Linked DNA regions of Homo sapiens: all the other regions are linked to region 1. The links are chromatin contacts, found by Hi-C or POLR2A ChIA-PET in ENCODE. All regions are on one chromosome and are shown on one strand. The core of a region is the stretch at or near the end of the contact, and the rest is flanking DNA. Distances in the headings are between cores, read along the strand shown.

Region 1 (4,372 bases), core at 954-3,453:
CAAGCTGACTGCGGTCTGGAAAAAAAAAACCACCACCATGTTTCACAGGTGCTTTTGTTGTTGTTCACCTTTGCCTACCAACTTTGTATGCTCAGCACTTAATGCTCACAGCAGAGTGTAGAACTAAGTCCATACTCAGTCATTGTCAACCAATGATGAAACAGCCAATGTCTAAGAGTTTTAAGCAAACATTTCAGATCAAATATTCTGGCTGACAGCAGCAGCACTGCCAGTAGCTGTATTTCTTCCTCTCTTCCTCACTGCAGAAACAAAGAGCCCTTGTGTTGCATGTGGGTCCTGCTTTAATAGTAAGCAGGGGCAGCAGAGAAAGAAGGTCCTGCTTTCAAGACTGGTGGAGCATGCAGGCCTGACAAAGTGTCATAAGATGCTATTTTGGAGGGAAGAAGAGAAAAAAAAAAAAAGACAAAGCTTTTTTAAAAAGTACCAAGAAGCAGTAGATTTGAGCTTGCTGAATTTTAATTAGAAGACTAGCAAAACAGGCAATACAGCCAGCTACTGGCAGGCCTTATCGCTGAGAGCAAAAACACACTGATCTTTCAAAGGGCAAACTGGTTTAGGGATCAATACACTCATCAGAGGGCCTTTTCTGACAGTCTGCAATTATAGCCATCAGTAATCAGTACCAATTTTAGAGACACTTTAAAAACCCAGCCATTAAGTCTAGATTTTTAAACAAAGCTCTGCTTCCTGGAGGATATTCTTGTGAACAGCATCAATGCTCAGGACATTAGCAGTTACTTTTTTAAGCTGGTGATAATCTCTACTACAACTCATCTTCCAGAAACAGGAGTCATCAGCTTTGCACACCTAGACACTACCACATCCTAAACACGGTTGATGAAATAGAAATTATCAAACTTTCCCACACTACTGCACTAGTCTGAAATTCTACTTGGGGAAGGGGGAGGAGAGTGAGAGGGGAAAAACACGTATGCCTAAAGGAGTAAGCTGTGACCTCCCATGGGCACCACCCCACATCTCAACATGATGGAGCAAATGAAACTGGATGCCATCAAAATAATGAGGATTAATACCATTTTCAAAGACAATCAAAACTCCCTGGTTGGAAGGTCCCATTTTTCTTAGCACAATTTATTAGTAGCAATAGTGGCATTAGTATCCACCGTGATATTCAGGTCCTACAGGTCCCCCAAATTCTCTACCTAGAAGCCTACATAGTCGTATTTTTCCTGACTGAGAGGGCTTCCTTTCCAATCCCTACTCACTCTTAACCTTATAGTGAAGAGATAAGGCCCCAAAGACAGTGATGATGGCCAATAAGTGGCTAAAAAGAGAGCAAGAGGAACGTTTTCCTCTGAGGTCCTCTCACAAAGGAGAGGGAATTCAACCACCCCAGCTGCCCAAAGACCCTACACTGCCTCCTATATTCAGAGTGCAGCCATCTCAGAAGTTAGAGAAGGCTTCTGGAATCTCGCTGGGAACACTGGTTGAGTCCACAATGATTGCGCACAGCTTGTGAGCTCTCTAGGCACAAGGAGCATTATTTAGTCCCGACCCACGGTCAGGGGAAAAACAACTGCCCAGGCTGGGAAGAAACTGCTTTGGGAGGCATCGCTGGACAGCTCCCGTTGTAGGAAAGTTCTTCCCTCTCGCCTGCCTTTCTGCCTCTTCCACCTGCCGGCAGTCAGGCCTCTGAAGCCCCACAGAGAAATCGGTTCCCTCTTCACCGGGTGGCCCTTCAAATACGCTCAGAGAGCTGTCGTTCACCGAGTCATCTCTCCCACAAGCGTGGCTGTGGCATTCTCAACCACATTTGACATTCCATGGCACGGGGTTTCTATTCTCCCCTTTCCTGCACCCTCCCCTAATTGTGCTCTTGTCAGGGCAAGGAAGTGCACACCCATGCCCACACGTAGGCGTAGAACCCAGGGCCTGAGAGCCCAGCGCGGGAGCTTCGGGTGGCCGCCCGGCCGCATTCACTGGGAGCCGGAGCCCTGACTGGGAAGCCCCGACTCCCCGCTAGCACAGGCGGTCCCGGCCACGGCGCGCTCACCACCCTCCTCCGTCACCTGGCGCTTGTTCATCTTCTTCAGGTCCCCGAAGATATCCAAGCCGGACGCGGGGAGATGAGCCCCCACGGCGCCCGCACGCACCATAGCAGGGTCTCCGGGGACCTAGCGGCCCGCCGGCTCTGGGTGGCACAGACGGCTGCGGAGCACCTGCCGGCCCCCGCCCACCGGCCCAGCGTCCTTGCGGCCACGTGACCGGCGACTCGCTTGGGCGTCTGGGAATCGTAGTCTCGCCAGTCTTGGGCACTGGCCAGCCAGGAATGAACCTGAAGGAAGAAAACTACCACTCCCAGAATGCTGCGGGGTGGGCACCTCGGCCAGTGAAGACCCGGGGCTCCTAGGGAGGGCAGCTACAGGGCTCCGGAGCCTTGTCCGACCCTTCGGAGGGAACATCGAGCAGCGAGTGACCCCGCATACCTCGGGGGGCAACTCGGGGAAGGGACTACTCAAGAGGAGCTGAATTTCCCGACTCTGGTCAGGCGCCAAGAGGACACCTAACTCCCGCTCGCAAATCACCTAGCCGTGTATCTTGGCTATTGGATGACTGCAGCGAGGAAAGGTGGTGCCTCTACGCTGGGGCGGGCTGAGCCGAATTGGGGCGGGGCCTAAAGATGGACTGCGGTGGGCGGGGCTTGGAAGAGGCGGGACTTTTGAGGCCGCTGAATTCTGCATTTTGAGTGGTACCACTTGTATGCAAGGAAGTATCTTTGAATGCCTTGACCATAATTGGGTTGCAATAGATATTAATTAAATGAATACATAACCACCTAATTTCATACACGAGAAAGCAAAGGCCCAGAAAGGTTCATTGACATGGCCAAGGTTAAGTGGAAATGAGTGGAATATAACTCAAAGTTTTAAATTTAGAAGTCCTAGATCATCACAGTTCTGATCCTAGATTACCTTTGGTTCATTCACTCACTCGTGTATGCATTATGCATTCTTTATTGTATTTATTTATCCACAAATCTTTATGGAGCACCTACCATGCACCTGGCCTTGTTCTAGGCACTTGAGAAACATCAGTTAACAAAACAAGCAAAGATTCTTGCCCTCATGAAGCTTATATTCTACCGAAGGCAGACATAATGGATAATTTATACGGTACCTAAAGGATGGAGGTGCTATGACAACAGGAAAAGCAGATAAGTTGAATGGGGAGGTCTGGGGGAAAGGATCAGGTTGCAATTTAAAATATACCAGAAGCTGACTTACCATGAAGCTAATGAAAGGTAAGTTCTGGGACCCTTCAATTGCAAAGGTGTTTTTCCAAGGTGTGGGAGAAACTTAACCATAGAATGTGTAAAACTTTCAAAAGCAAGATATTGCAATTGCTATTGGTTAAGAGTTCTGTTTCTTTGCATTCCAACTTCACCTCCATTACATTTCCCCTCCTGTTGGAGGGACAAGGAGAATTTTGGGGATCCAGCTAAGGAGGAAACGAGTTGGAGATACATTTGGTTTGAGTTTAGTGAATTTATTTATGTGGTTCATGGTCTTTCCTGCCATCCTCGTGTAAAAAATGGCTTCTGGGAATACTGCCATCCACTGGGCCAACTCACCTGGCACCGTGGCAGGAAGTCCCACTGGAAGTGGCATCTGATATGAAAGTGTTCTGCAGCACTTGACCTTGGAAATAAGTGGATGGAGAGGAAAAACAAGGTTTGAAATGTACAGATCCAGAAGCTAGTCTGTGTAAAATTCTTCCAAATATCAGATGTATAAAATTATAAGTGCAAGACACAGTGCTTAGTACATAGGAAGATATGGTGATAGTTAACCCTGCCACTAATAATTGCTGGAACTAAGGTGGCAGCACTAAAGGTTCAGAATCTGGATACATTTTGAAGAAAGAGTCTTCAGGATTTTTTGAAAGAATAAATATAGGGCGTGAAAGAAGAAAAGAGATTGAGGCTGACTCCAGGGTTTTTAACCTATGGAACTAGAAGGGTAGAGTTCCCCTCAACTTCAATGAGGAAAGCTGTGGGTGGAACAGGTTTGTGGGAATAGAGTAAGGGTCCAAAATGTGACCAATAAACCTAGAACCCAGTGTGATATCTTCACATCAGAACCTTTGGCCCAGCCTCCAGGCTCCTGCTTAGGTTGAGCATTGGGTGAGAAGCAACACAGGAAGACATTGGGTAGAAGTCCCTGCATATTGTCCAGTCTTAGACTAATTTATTCACCTCCATGAACCCTTTGCTCATCCACCAAATAAAAACCGTATTTGTTACAGCCACTTTGGAAGACAGTTTGGCAATTTCTTCCAAAACTAAGCATCCTCTCACCATATGATGCAGCAATTGCACTCCTTGGTATTT
Region 2 (4,381 bases), core at 970-3,469, 810 kb before region 1:
AAACATCGCCATGTATCCCGTAAATATATACATCTACTATGTATCCACAAAAATTACAAAATATATTTAAAAATTCAAAAATTAAAAAAGAATAGGTCTGTTTCTCTTTCCATGGCATGGAATCTCTGGACACCAAAAAATTTATGTAGGAGGTTACATTCAAACCCCTAAGAAGTGCGAAAGTAATTTTAGTACAGGCAAAATCGGAGCTATCAGAATTCCATGGGTTAAAAGCTGAATGCACTTTTTTAAACAGCAGAAATTGCCAAGGTAAGCTCTCTATGACGAAGTGTCATAATAAATGCCTTTACTCTGAATCACATATGCTATGTTTCTCAAAACACTAAATGAAATGTAGGCTTACAGTACAGATGTGGTTATTTGCTTGGCATCGGTACTTCCTGTCATCAAAGCAGGGAACAAGTGTCATCATTAAAGAATTTTGTCTTTCTGACCTATTTGAGTACAGTCTGAAAAGACAGTTGTAGAACACTTTGGAAATTTGTCCACATTGGCCTTAATGGTAACACAAAAGAGTAAGGAATGTGTGTCTTCAGGAAGGTCTCATCCAGCAGGATTGCATAGTTAAGTTTTTATCTATGCATGATGCCAGAGCTATGCATAGAAGCTACAAAATAGTTTTAAAAATAGGTGAATAACAGTCTTGAAAATTTGGTGTATATCCTTGGAACAATAACATGATTAAAATGAGATGAGAATGGCAAGTGGCCCTCCTTCTGATTTTTTCATGGCTCACAATTCCCCTTGAGCTTGTCTAAAACTCCCTGGACACATCAGCTCTATTCAGCCTCTGGAAACAAGTCTGTCTTGAATATTAAAAGGCAGGAGGAGGAAAAGGGAAGTAAATACAAATCGCTTTAGTCTACTGTTCATATAACTTGAGATCAAGGTGACCTGGCTGCTAATATTTTATCCCATGATTCAATCTGAATAATCAAAGTTCTTTTGTTTTCCTTAGACTCTAATAAGTGACTATTCCAGTTTGACACTTGATACAGTCTTTTATGATATACTGTAAATTACTACTAACAGCCATTTTGGCTGGAATATGAACAAATAAAAATTAAATTTTACTTTTAAATACTACATGTTTTAGCTCTACAGCTATTCTACTGCACCTTAAATTCAATAATTTAATAATAATATCTGGAAACAATTTTTTAAACATGTTTTTCCTTTGACACATGGTGTTTTGATGTTGTAGAATCTGACTTCTGTGCATTTTGGGGGTAGGGGTTAAGCTTTAAAACTAAAGAATCGAATTTTCCTTCTGGCCAAAATGATGTTCTATGACCTAATTTAGGGGAAAAACAGAACTAGGGGCCAGAACAGAATCTTAATACTCCAGAATTTTAATCATTTCTCTGAGCTTGTCTTCAATCTAAAACATTCATGATTGCTTCCACTTCTCTGTGGCTCTATTTCTACATCTGAGCAGTGGAATACTAAACTCATCATGCAAATACCACCCTGAGTTTGTTAACGTAGGGGATTTGGTGCTCCTATGGTGTTTTTGCAGCACCTCAGCCCAACCTGAACATTCAAGATTGACGTCAAAAGTTGAAGTCTGTCACTGTTGGTGCCACCAAATGATTTATGGTCATAAACTTCCTTGTTCTTAGTAAAAGAATGAGTAATTTTTTTTTTGTCTTTTTTTTTTTTTTTTTTGAGATGGGGTTTCACTCTTGTTGCCCAGGCTGAAGTTCAATGGTGCAATCTCAGCTCACTGCAACCTCTGTCTCCTGGGTTCAAGCAGTTATCCTGCTTCAGCCTCCCAAGTAGCTGGGATTACAGGCACATGCCACCCCGCCCAGCTAATTTTTGTATTTTTAGTAGAGATGGGGTTTCATCATATTGGTCAGGCTGGTCTTGAACACCTGACCTCAAATGATTCACCTGTCTTGGCCTTCCGAGTGCTGGGATTACCGGCATGAGCTACAGCGCCTGGCCAAGTAATTTTTTTCTATTTCTCTTTTACTCGAACAAGTAAATATTTACAAAGGAGATTCAGGTATGATATTCATTCTAGGATAAAGTAGAGATACGGAGTGTAAACCAGCTATTGCAAAAGATGTTAAGTCTTTCAGCAAGTTTCTTTTCAAACTACCTTAATATTTAGTGAAGTGTTCATTGGTATACACCCAGCTCAAATCAGTGAGTCATAATAAACCCTTTAAAGGTTAGTCATTTTTGTCAGCTACCACCAAAATGGAAAAATACATCATGTTTTCGTCGATAAAGATGAGCTCATCTTGTTACACAGTTGATATCAGAGTATTATAGATTAACAAATTAATATTAGTTTGCACAGAGAGAAAAAGAGAGAAATTTGTCTTAATGTTTCACTGTAAGGGCACTAAAAGCCTTAGATCTAATTCATATGTATAATTTGTGTTTGCTCCACATTGGCACATTTCCAAAACCACACTTTTTTAACAATTACTGCTGGGCATGGTGGTTCACGTCTGTAATCTGAGCACTTTGGGAGGCCAAGGCAGGTGGATCACGATGTCAAGAGATCAAGACCATCCTGACCAGCATGGTGAAACCCCATCTCCACCAAAAATACAAAAAATTAGCTGAGCGTGGTGGTGCACACCCATAGTCCCAGCTACTCAGGAGACTGAGGCAGGAGAATCAGTTGAACCCAGGAGGCAGAGGTTGCAGTGATCTGAGATTGCACCACTGCACTCCAGCCTAGCAACAGAGTGAGACTCCGTCTCAAAAAAAAAAAGAAAAGAAAAGAAAAGAAATTGCTAAAATATCTTTTACTAATTTGTGTTCTCATCTTAGCAAAGACCATGACTTATTCATTTTTATATTTCTAAAAATTAAAAGGCCCCTGGGGATACATTTGACAATAATGAACATTTACTGAGTAAAAATGCAAGTACACGTTGTCATTGGCAAGTAATATTCAGAAATCTGTTCCCTGCTTTAGCACACAAGTTTTTTACGTGCACAAACTGAGCACCAATTTGATTTGGAACATTTAGTCTTTAATGTATTCCTTTCAAATTGATTTGTAGTTTACCCCATTGGTGTTACTGAAGGTTACTAGTAGATATGCATTTTCTTACCTTTTCCCTCTTTCCCATGGATCTTCCTCAAAGGCCATTCTCTGAGGAGGTGTCCTTCCTTCTGCAATGGCTTATTCCATCCATGGAGATGTCCTAGAAGCCTTCACTTGTGGCAATGGTACAAAGATTGTCATCCCTTAAGGAAAGATGGGCCAAGTCCTCCGCTAAACAGAAACTACCTTCATCTACCAAGGGAAGAACTGATTCCCTAAGAATGAGAATGGAATTGTGGAAACTATCTGAATACAGGAGAAACATGGGCAGCTTCTTACAGTGCACTTACGTGAAATTTCATCTTCTTTGTAATCAGAGAAAATGAATAAAGCGAGTTCTCATGTTCATTGCCAATGCTTACAAGAAACACTATTTAGAGTGATCATTAGCAAATCCAGCAGCTCATGTTGCACTGCTTGGGATTTAAACTGATCGCTTAACACTTCTCCAAATCTCTTTAGAAGAAATAGGTGACTTTATGATTTATCACGTCTGAGTAATCAGGAAATAATTTAGAGAGATGACTATCTTGGAAACATTTCAAACAAAAGAATCAATAATGAGGGAAATTTAGGCTTGGGAACATGTCAGGACTTTATTCACTCCTGTTTTAAAAGAGCATAAGGAGGCCAGGCATGGTGGCTCATACCCGTAATCCCAGCACTTGGGGAGGCCAAGGTGGTAGGATCACTTGAGTTTAGGAGCTTGAGACCAAACTGAACAACATAGTGAGACCCCTGTCTCACTATTTGTCTACACAAATATTTTAAAAATTAGCTGGGTGTGGTGGCTTGCCCCTGTGATCCCAGCTATTTGGGAGGCTGAGTTGGGAGGATGGCTTGAGCCCAAGAGGTTGAGGCTGCAGTGAGCCATGATCACACCAATGCACTCTAGCCTGGGTGACAGAACAAGACTCTGTCCCAAAAAAATAATAATAATACTAATAAGGAATAAAGGGAAGAGAGTTTTTTTTTTTTACTAACAAACATCAGTCTGAGCCTGGATCAATGTTACCAATCTCATGGCTTGCTAGGAGTTCCAGGGCCAGATTTTGTGTTTACCTTAGAAACTCAAAGATACTTGCTTTCATGGTACCATTTCCAAGTTCCACCTGAGGTTGTTATTATTATCATTATCATTATTTTAATTGAGACAGGGTCTCACTCTGTCACCCAGGCTGGAGTGCAGTGATGTGAGCATGGCTCATTGCAGCCTTGATCTCTCCTAGGCTCACGCAACCCATCCAACTCAGTATCCCGAAGTACTGGGATTACAGGCATGCGCCA
Region 3 (4,020 bases), core at 446-2,945, 930 kb after region 1:
TCGAAGATGAAAAGACTGATAAAATGGGTTAATATTGAACTAGGGAAAAACTGGTACTCTCATCAACCACTACAGCCAGTGGAAACTAGTGCAGTACTACAGAAGGCAATTTCCCAACGTCTATGAACATTGTAAATGTTCTTGTCCTTTGAACCAGGAATTCAACTATGGGAACTTAACTACAGAAACCCTCACACATAGATATATCACGAAACACCAGGCTGGGTATGGTGGCTCACGCCTGTAATCCTAGCACTTTGGGAAGCCAAGGCAGACGGATCACTTGAGGTCAGGAGTTCAAGACCAGCCTGGCCAACATGGTGAAACCCTGTCTCTACTAAAAATACAAAAATTAGCCAGGCATGGTGGTGCATGCCTATAGTCCCAGCTACTCGGGAGGCTGAGGAAGGAGAATCACTTGAACCTGGGAGGCAGAGGTTGCAGTGAGCTGAGATGGCATCGCTGCACTCCAGCCTGGGTGACACAGTGAGACTCTGTCTCAACAACAACAACAAAAAAAAAAAAAAAAATGAAAGAAAGAAAGAAACAGAAATACCACAGAGTTTTAAAAACATGACACACCTCAGAAAACATCCTAGATCTATTAATTAGAGAAAAAACCCCAAAGCTCTGTTGCAATCTATCATTTCCAGCATGATCCCGTTTAAAACAACAACAACAACAAAACACACACACACACACACACACACACACACACACACAAACCGAGCAGCTAATGTTTATGGAATCCTTACTATATGACAGCACTGTTCTAAGTCTTTTAAGAGCACCACCTATTTTAATCTTTGCAGTAACCCTAACAGTAACAGATAGGCGCTGTTATTATCCCTGCTCTACAGATGATCCCACTAAGGCTTGGAGAGATCAACAGAAGTTTCCATCCAAGTGGCCCTCTGAGTGTACATTTCTATCTCTCTCTTTCTCTGATTCAGACTAAATATCACAGTCATAAGAATCTTGGGAAAATAAGACACAGTATCATCACATGAACAGATATGGGATGGGCTTGGGTTGAAAGAAAAACAAAACCAGGGGACTGCTGCTGTACAAGTATTCTCCAGATGCCAGAAATTCAAAAGAAACAAATCAAGAGATGGAGTCAAGAGATCCAAGGGGGCTAGAGTGACTAACCCTGGGGCAGCGATCAGGTGATTTATCAGGAAGCTTCATTTCCTCTCTGCTTTTCCCACTGCTACCTTGCACTTCATGTAGGCCAAAGCAGGAATGTGGTCCTAAGACTGAAGTGCAGGCAGCTCAAGAGAGCAAGCAGGGCCATGCAGGAGCCACATCTGAAAGGCCACCTCCTGGCCCATCCCACCGGGCCCTACATATTGCTTCAACCTGGCACATTCCAGTGAAAAAGGGGCAAACGAGAGGCACAAACAGGAAGACCAGTAGACCACCAAAAACTGCCAATGATGCCAAAGGGCAGGCAAACGGGGTCTCAGAATAAACCAAAGAAGAATGTTAAATACTCACAATTAATATGCTCGTAAAATCTAAGAGGATATCAGCACAGCAAAACAAGAACAGACTAGAATTAAAAAAAAAACAACAACAACAAAAACCAAATCAAGACCTAAGAGAAGGAGCCAGCATGTTTAACCTCAAACCACAGCATTGCAGCTTCCTTCATAGGAAAAAAATGGGGATGTGGTTAACACTCATCACTGGTGAGTGACTTGGAAATCCCTGCCACCCCACTCTCCCACCATTCCACATTAACCTCCACCCCACTCCCTGCTTAACATACAGAATGAGCATTTTCATCTTGTTCTCCACACTCACACATTTACACATATGGGCACAGGAGGAATGCGTCTTTTAGAACTGGATATTATACATTTTTCTACACATTGCTTCTCATTCATCAAGTTCTCATAGAAATTCCTCCACAGCCAACTCTCATACAGCTCTAGTTCTCTCATAATATTACATGGTACAAACAGTCCATAAATTGGCCGTTTTTCAACTGATGGGTTTTCATATTTTCAGTATTTTGCCACTATAATGGTACAATAAATATCCTTATACATATGACTTTGCACACATTTTTTATTTCTAAAAGACAAATAACCGAGGACAAAGGTTGCTTAGAAGAAAGGTATGATAGTTTTTTATTTTAATATACATTGCCCATCTGCTTTTCAATTTCCCAACTGCCCATAATTCACATTTCCATCAGTATTATGAGAAATAATACCACTTGCCACTTCTATTACAGCCTTGCTATCAAAAAGTGTTATTTTTCTCTATTTTTACCAATCTGATGGGTTTAAAGTAACGTCTCATTGTTTAATCTGCATTTCCCTAGCAAAAATGAACTATTTTTCATAGGTTTGCCAGCTAGCTGTCTGCATTTGTTATCTGTGTATTCTATATTAACATTCTTTGTCCATTTTTCCTCTGTGGTTTTCTTAACAATTTGTAAGTTTTTTGTTATAGATAGTAACCCCATGTCTGTTTCAAATATCCCTTCTTGATCTATGACTTAATCACGTATCTTTTGCCACAGAAAAGTTTAAAAATATATATTCAGGCTAGGTATGGTGGATCATGCCTGTTAATCCCAGCACTTTGGGAGGCTGAGGTGGGCAGATCACTTGAGAACAGGAGTTCTAGACCAGCCTGAGCAATATGGTGAAACCTCGTCTCCACAAAAAATTGGCTAGGCATGGTAGCTGATATGGTTTAGCTCTGTGTCCCCATGCAAATCTCACCTTGAACTGTAATAATCCCCACGTGTCACGGGAGGGACCCGGTGGGAGGTAACTGAATCACAGATGCAGGTTTTTCCCATGCCGTTCTCATGATAGTGAATTACATCTCATGTGATCTGATGGTTATAAAGGGGAGTTCCCCTGCATACACTCTGTTGCCTGCCACCATGTAAGATGGGACTTTGCTCCTCATTCACCTTCACCCGTGATCGTGAGTCCTCCCCAGCCATGTGAAACTGTGAAACCTCTTTCCTTTCTAAATTGCCCCGTCTCAGGTATGTCTTTATTAGCAGTATGAGAACTAATACAGTGAGTCTTGCCTGTAGTCTCAGCTACATGGGAGGCTGAGGTGGGAGAATCACCTGAGTCTGGGAGGTCAAGGCTGCAGTGAGCCCTGATCGCGCCACTGCACTCCAGCCTGACAGAGTGAGACCGTCTCAAAAAATAAACAAATAAAAATAAAATATATGTTCAAAGTGTGTCTCTTTTTATAGCTTGTGCGTATCAAATTTTGCTTAACCATTCTCCCTCACTCCAAGATTATACAAAATAGGTTCTTATATTTTCTTGTAAAAGTTGAATTGCTTGTTTACATTTAAGTGTTTGAAGATTCCGGGACTTATTACTGATTATGATATTAGATAGAGGTCTGTGCTGTTCCCCCAACCCCCTCTCCAGATAAAGAACTGGTTATGCCAGTACCAACCTCAACAGTACTGAACTATCATCTTGTTATACATTCACTCTCTTAATGAGACACAGTCCTAGATTCTCTAGTCTGTTCCACTGAACTATTTATGTAATTCTGGATCAATACCACATTGCTTTGATCACGAAGACTTCTTATTCTTAGCATGTTGTCATTACTTGTAAGCCAAATCTGCCCTCACCGGTTTTCTTTTCCATATTTGTCTTGGCTCCTCTCAGGTAGTACGTATTTATTCTTCTATAAAGACTTCAGGATTATTTTATTCAATTAAAGAGAAAACCCACCACTTTGGAAATTCTAACCGGAATCACAAGAAATTTACTTATTAATTTTGTAATAAGATACATTCAGGCATTACATGTTTTAATTTCTCTAGATTATATTTCACATTCTTCACTAAGAAGGTTACAGGTATTAGTTCAATGTCTTCCTAGGTTATCTGCTGCTATTGTGAAAGAAATACTTAACTTCCATTTCTAGGTGCTTATCTTCAAAACACAGAAAAGATAATTTCTAGAGACCTATCTTTTATCCAGCTTCCTTGACAATTGTTTCTGTTGATTTTAGATT
Region 4 (4,083 bases), core at 954-3,453, 720 kb before region 1:
AGGTGGTAAACAAAGTGTTTGCCCTTATAGAAAAACACTTCCCATACAACTGAAGGTGAATACACAACAGAACAACGACAGTCCCAGAAGCTTCCCCGGGCCTTGGTGCATTGTTATGTAGATGAGCTTTTGCTAAAGATGGCTGCAGGTGCAGCCAGGAGTCCCTGGAATATGCAGAAAGACTCCTGGCTTTGTGTAAATCGCTTCCAGCTGATTTAGACAGTTAGCAAAGGGCATTTATTCAGCAACTGGGGACAAAATTGACATCTGTCCTCCTTTCCTCGAGGAGGTCTGAAACTTTTTTTTAAAGATTATATTTTTAAGGCCAGGCACGGTGGCTCATGCCTGTAATCCCAGCACTTTGGGAGGCCGAGGCGGGTGGATCACGAGGTCAGGAGATCGAGACCATCCTGGCGAACACGGTGAAACTCCGTCTTTACTAAAAATACAAAAAAAACAAATTAGCCAGGCATGGTGGCGAGTGCCTGTGGTCCCAGCTACTCGAGAGGCTGAGGCAGGAAAATGGAATGAACCCGGGGGGCGGAGCTGGTAGCGAACGCAGATCCCACCACTGCACTCCAGCCTGGGCGACGGAGCGAGACTCCGTCTCAAAAAAAAAAAAAAAAAAAAAAAGATTGTATTTTTAGAACAGTTTTAAGCTCAACATAAAATTAAGAGGGAGGTACAAAGATCTTTTACACATCCTCTGTCCCCACCTATGCAGCCTCACCTATGGGCACCAGCATGACACGTTTGTTACAATGGCTGAATTCACATGCCATTATCAAAACCCAAATACCGTAGCTTACATGAGGGTTCACTCTTAGTGTTGTGTATTCTATCGGTTTGAACAAATGTATCATGGCATATATCCACCATTATAGTATACACAGTATATTCACTGTTCTAAAAATCCTCTGTGGGTCTGAAAGGTTTATGTTGTTCTGGTTTTTGGTTTTTGGTTTTGGGTTTTTTTTGGGGGAGGGTGGGGGTGGAGGGCAGGGTCTCACTCTGTCACTCAGGCTGGAGTGCAGTGGTGTGATCATAGCTCATGGCAGCCTCAACCTCCCAGCTCGAGCAATCCTCCCACCTCAGCCTCCTGAGTAGCTGAGAGACTACAGGCACACACCACCACACCCAGATTGGTTTTTTTTTTTTTTTTTTTTGAGACGGTCTCACTCTGTCACCCATGCTGGAGTACACTGGCACAATCCTGGCCCACTGCAATCTCCACCTCCTGGGTTCAACCAATTCTCCTGGCTCAGCCTCTGGAGTAGCTGGGACTACAGGTGGGTGCTACCATGCCCGGCTAATTTTTGTATTTTTAGTAGAGACGGGGTTTCACCATGTTGGCCAGGCTGGTCTCGAACTCCTGACCTCAAGTGATCCATCTGCCTTGGCCTCCCAAAATGCTGGTATTACAGACATGAGCCACTACACCTGGCCTTAATTTTTATTTTTTGTAGAGATGGGATCTTGCTGTTACCAAGGCTGGTCTCTAACTCCTGGGCTCAAGGGATCCTCCTGCCTGAGCCTCCCAAAGTGCTGGGATTAGAGACCTAAACCACTGCCCCGGTCCAGGTCTGAAACTTTTTAAAGGAGAGTACCACTTGTTGACCCCTTTCCTTTTGATACTGGGAAGGGAGTGCTTAAGTGGGGGATGCCTCCTTTCTCAATGCAAAGAGGAGACTCTTACTAGTATATTTAGGGGTAATGGTTGCCTTTTGCCAAATGAAAGTTTGTGTCTACCGTCTGGGGAGACATAAACACAGCCACCAATAAGCACTGTGATTACAGCCAGAAAGGCCTGGTCCTGAGGCTAATTACACTGGAGAAGTCTGAATGTGCCCCAGGGACTGGAGAAGTCCCACCTTCTTCTTGACTACTTCTGCCAGATGTCTGTGGGGTCTCCAAGATAACCAGGCCCCTCTTTTTGTTTCACTAATGACTGCCTCTTTAGGACCTTGGCTCTGCTTGAGCGGGACCTGGAAACCTATTTACCAACCACTTTATAGGCGGAGCTTGCAGTGAGCCAAGTTCACGCCACTGCACTCTAGCCTGGGCGACAGAGCAGAACTCCGTCTCAAAAAAAAAAAAAAAGAAAGGAAAAGAAAAAGAAATTAGGCAATTTGCCTAAAACCACATAACTGTGAGTGGCAGGGGCACATGGCTGTGAGGTTTGTCTCCTAAGCCCTTGGGGTTAGGTTTGTCTAACCTGTTAAGGCAGGTTTGTCTCCAAAGCCCTTGGAGCTTTCCTTACATTACACCACCTTTCCGAAGTTGCTAGAGATGCACAAGATGAGGTTGCAGTCAGGAAAACTCAGTTCAATGCATGACCTAGTAAAACAGCCAGTGCTGGAAAGTTCAGGAGAGGAGGGTGAATTTCTTGTCCTTAAAGTCCCTGCACAGCCCTACAGGGTGACAGCAAAGTCCTTGGTTGGCCATCTCCCCTTAGCCTGGACATTGGACCCTTGACACCATGTTGAAGGCCAGTGACCCACAAGGCTGCTGGCTGCCCACCCCGCCTGCCTCCTGCCTTGGAATTCTAAAAAGCAATTGAAACAATCAAGTATTGATGTCAAGTTAGGGGAAAAATCATGCATTTCCAAACTGAAATTCAAAGTTAGTCCTTCTGAGACAGGTAAAGGAAGGGTATATGGAAATTGTCTGAGATAGCAGTTGTTCCCCCTAATTCTGCCTTAGTCTCTCAGCTGCTAACAGAAGTCCGCAGAACTGTAAGGAATTTTTTTTTTTTGAGACAGAGTCTCGCTCTGTCACCCAGGCTGGAGTGCAGTGGCACGATCTCGGCTCACTGCAAGCTCCGCCTCCCCGGTTCACGCCATTCTCCTGCCTCAGCCTCCCGAGTGGCTGGGACTACAGGCACCCGCCACCGCGCCCGGCTAATTTTTTTTTTTTTGTATTTTTGGTAGAGAGGGGGTTTCACCGTGTTAGCCAGGATGGTCTTGAACTCCTGACCTCGTGATCTGCCTGCCTCGGCCTCCCAAAGTGCTGGGATTACAGGTGTGAGCCACTGCGCCCGGCCTGTAAGGAACTTTTGATCAGACCCCATGGCTGGCCTCGGTCTTCCCTCAGTGAATCCCTGAGAAGAGTGTTGGTCTCTTAGCTCTGCCCCTAGAAAGATCTAAAATAATCTCGAATCTAGAATGACCTCATTTCTACCCGTCTCTGCCAGAGTCCAGAAATGTTCAGCTGCTATCTCTCTTCAGCCTCAAATCCCTAACCCTGGGGTGATTCACTCCTGAAACAGAGTAGATAATTTAATCCAGGAAAACTCTCTCTTTCTAGGAAGAAGGGTTTACTCGTCACCCTCTGTGTAGTCACAGGAACCTTGATTAATTTATGAACTGATAACAATGTGTATAGATTGTTTTTTTAAATTCCACTTTTAGAGTATTGCTACTGCTGCATATTTCTTCTAACTATAGCTGTTAAGCTGCTGGAGAAACAAGACTCACAGAGGTTAATAGAATGTCCTCAGAGGCAAGGGTTCAAATCATGCCTCAACCATGACACAGCCCTGCAGCCTTGCACAGACTACTTAATCCTAATTTCCTTTGTCTTAAAGAAGGAATAAGAGCAGCACTTACCTCACTGGGCAGCTGTATGTGTTGAGATCATGCACATAGTGTACATAAAGCACTTAGTACATAACATGTGCTCGGTAGCCCCTGGGATTATCATTGTTACAAGGAGTACTTTGAAAATGCTTGTCCTATAAAGAATATTTGCTGGAATTTGCCCCTAATTCTAATCTTTTGTTTTGTTTTTTTTGTTTTTGCAACAGTCTTGCTCTGTCGCCCAGGCTGGAGTGCAGTGGTACAATCAATCTCAGCTCACTGCAAACTCCATCTTCCAGGTTCAAGTGATTCTCCTGCCTCAGCCTCCCGAGTAGCTGGGGTTACAAGTGTGTGCCACCACACCCAGCTAATTTTTGTATTTTTAGTGGAGGCAGGGTTTCACCATGTTGGCCAGTCTGGCCTTGAACTCCTGACCTCAGGTGATCCGCCCACCTTGGCCTCCCAAATTGCTGGGATTACAGGCGTCAGCCACCATGCTCGGCCT

What was found. A loop is a pair of places that touch in the nucleus more often than their neighbours do. ChIA-PET counts read pairs that join two places held with the same protein, here RNA polymerase II (POLR2A). Pooled maps may share reads with other maps.
Region 2: a pooled map shows a loop between it and region 1 (6-fold over the local background). The contact joins the enhancer-like site here to the promoter of SEC11C in region 1. A Hi-C loop is called at or near these places in 1 of 37 single-sample maps with no recorded cell type and 4 of 50 pooled maps. POLR2A ChIA-PET finds 5 or more read pairs at or near these places in 1 of 52 experiments (activated T-cell).
Region 3: a pooled map shows a loop between it and region 1 (2.1-fold over the local background). The contact joins the enhancer-like site here to the promoter of SEC11C in region 1. A Hi-C loop is called at or near these places in 1 of 37 single-sample maps with no recorded cell type and 2 of 50 pooled maps. POLR2A ChIA-PET finds 5 or more read pairs at or near these places in 2 of 52 experiments (GM10248 and activated B cell).
Region 4: a pooled map shows a loop between it and region 1 (2.9-fold over the local background). The contact joins the enhancer-like site here to the promoter of SEC11C in region 1. A Hi-C loop is called at or near these places in 2 of 50 pooled maps. POLR2A ChIA-PET finds 5 or more read pairs at or near these places in 3 of 52 experiments (CD8-positive, alpha-beta memory T cell, GM12878 and activated CD4-positive, alpha-beta T cell).

The regions. Positions count from the first base shown.
Region 1 is chr18:59,137,715-59,142,086 of GRCh38, reverse strand. SEC11C (SEC11 homolog C, signal peptidase complex subunit) reads right to left here and starts at 2,203. Exons shown (of 6, transcript NM_033280.4): 1 at 2,052-2,203. The coding sequence starts at 2,138. RefSeq lists enhancers at 379-428, 2,344-2,443, 2,524-2,613 and silencers at 2,164-2,303, 2,724-2,773.
Region 2 is chr18:59,950,994-59,955,374 of GRCh38, reverse strand. LOC105372151 (a long non-coding RNA gene) reads right to left here. Exons shown (of 3, transcript XR_935546.3): 3 at 4,069-4,381. Among named protein-coding and RNA genes, the nearest start is that of PMAIP1, 53 kb to the right of the region's middle. RefSeq lists enhancers at 1,905-1,954, 1,965-2,144. Within about 2 kb of position 2,219, at least 4 of the 41 ENCODE cell types and tissues checked have a DNase peak (open chromatin) inside an H3K27ac peak, as active enhancers do.
Region 3 is chr18:58,211,311-58,215,330 of GRCh38, reverse strand. The region is part of intron 2 of NEDD4L (NEDD4 like E3 ubiquitin protein ligase); the gene reads right to left. Among named protein-coding and RNA genes, the nearest start is that of NEDD4L, 170 kb to the right of the region's middle. RefSeq lists an enhancer at 2,849-2,898. Within about 2 kb of position 1,695, at least 4 of the 41 ENCODE cell types and tissues checked have a DNase peak (open chromatin) inside an H3K27ac peak, as active enhancers do.
Region 4 is chr18:59,860,376-59,864,458 of GRCh38, reverse strand. No RefSeq gene overlaps it. Among named protein-coding and RNA genes, the nearest start is that of PMAIP1, 38 kb to the left of the region's middle. RefSeq lists a silencer at 1-282. Within about 2 kb of position 2,203, at least 2 of the 41 ENCODE cell types and tissues checked have a DNase peak (open chromatin) inside an H3K27ac peak, as active enhancers do; they include GM12878, where a contact is called at or near this core.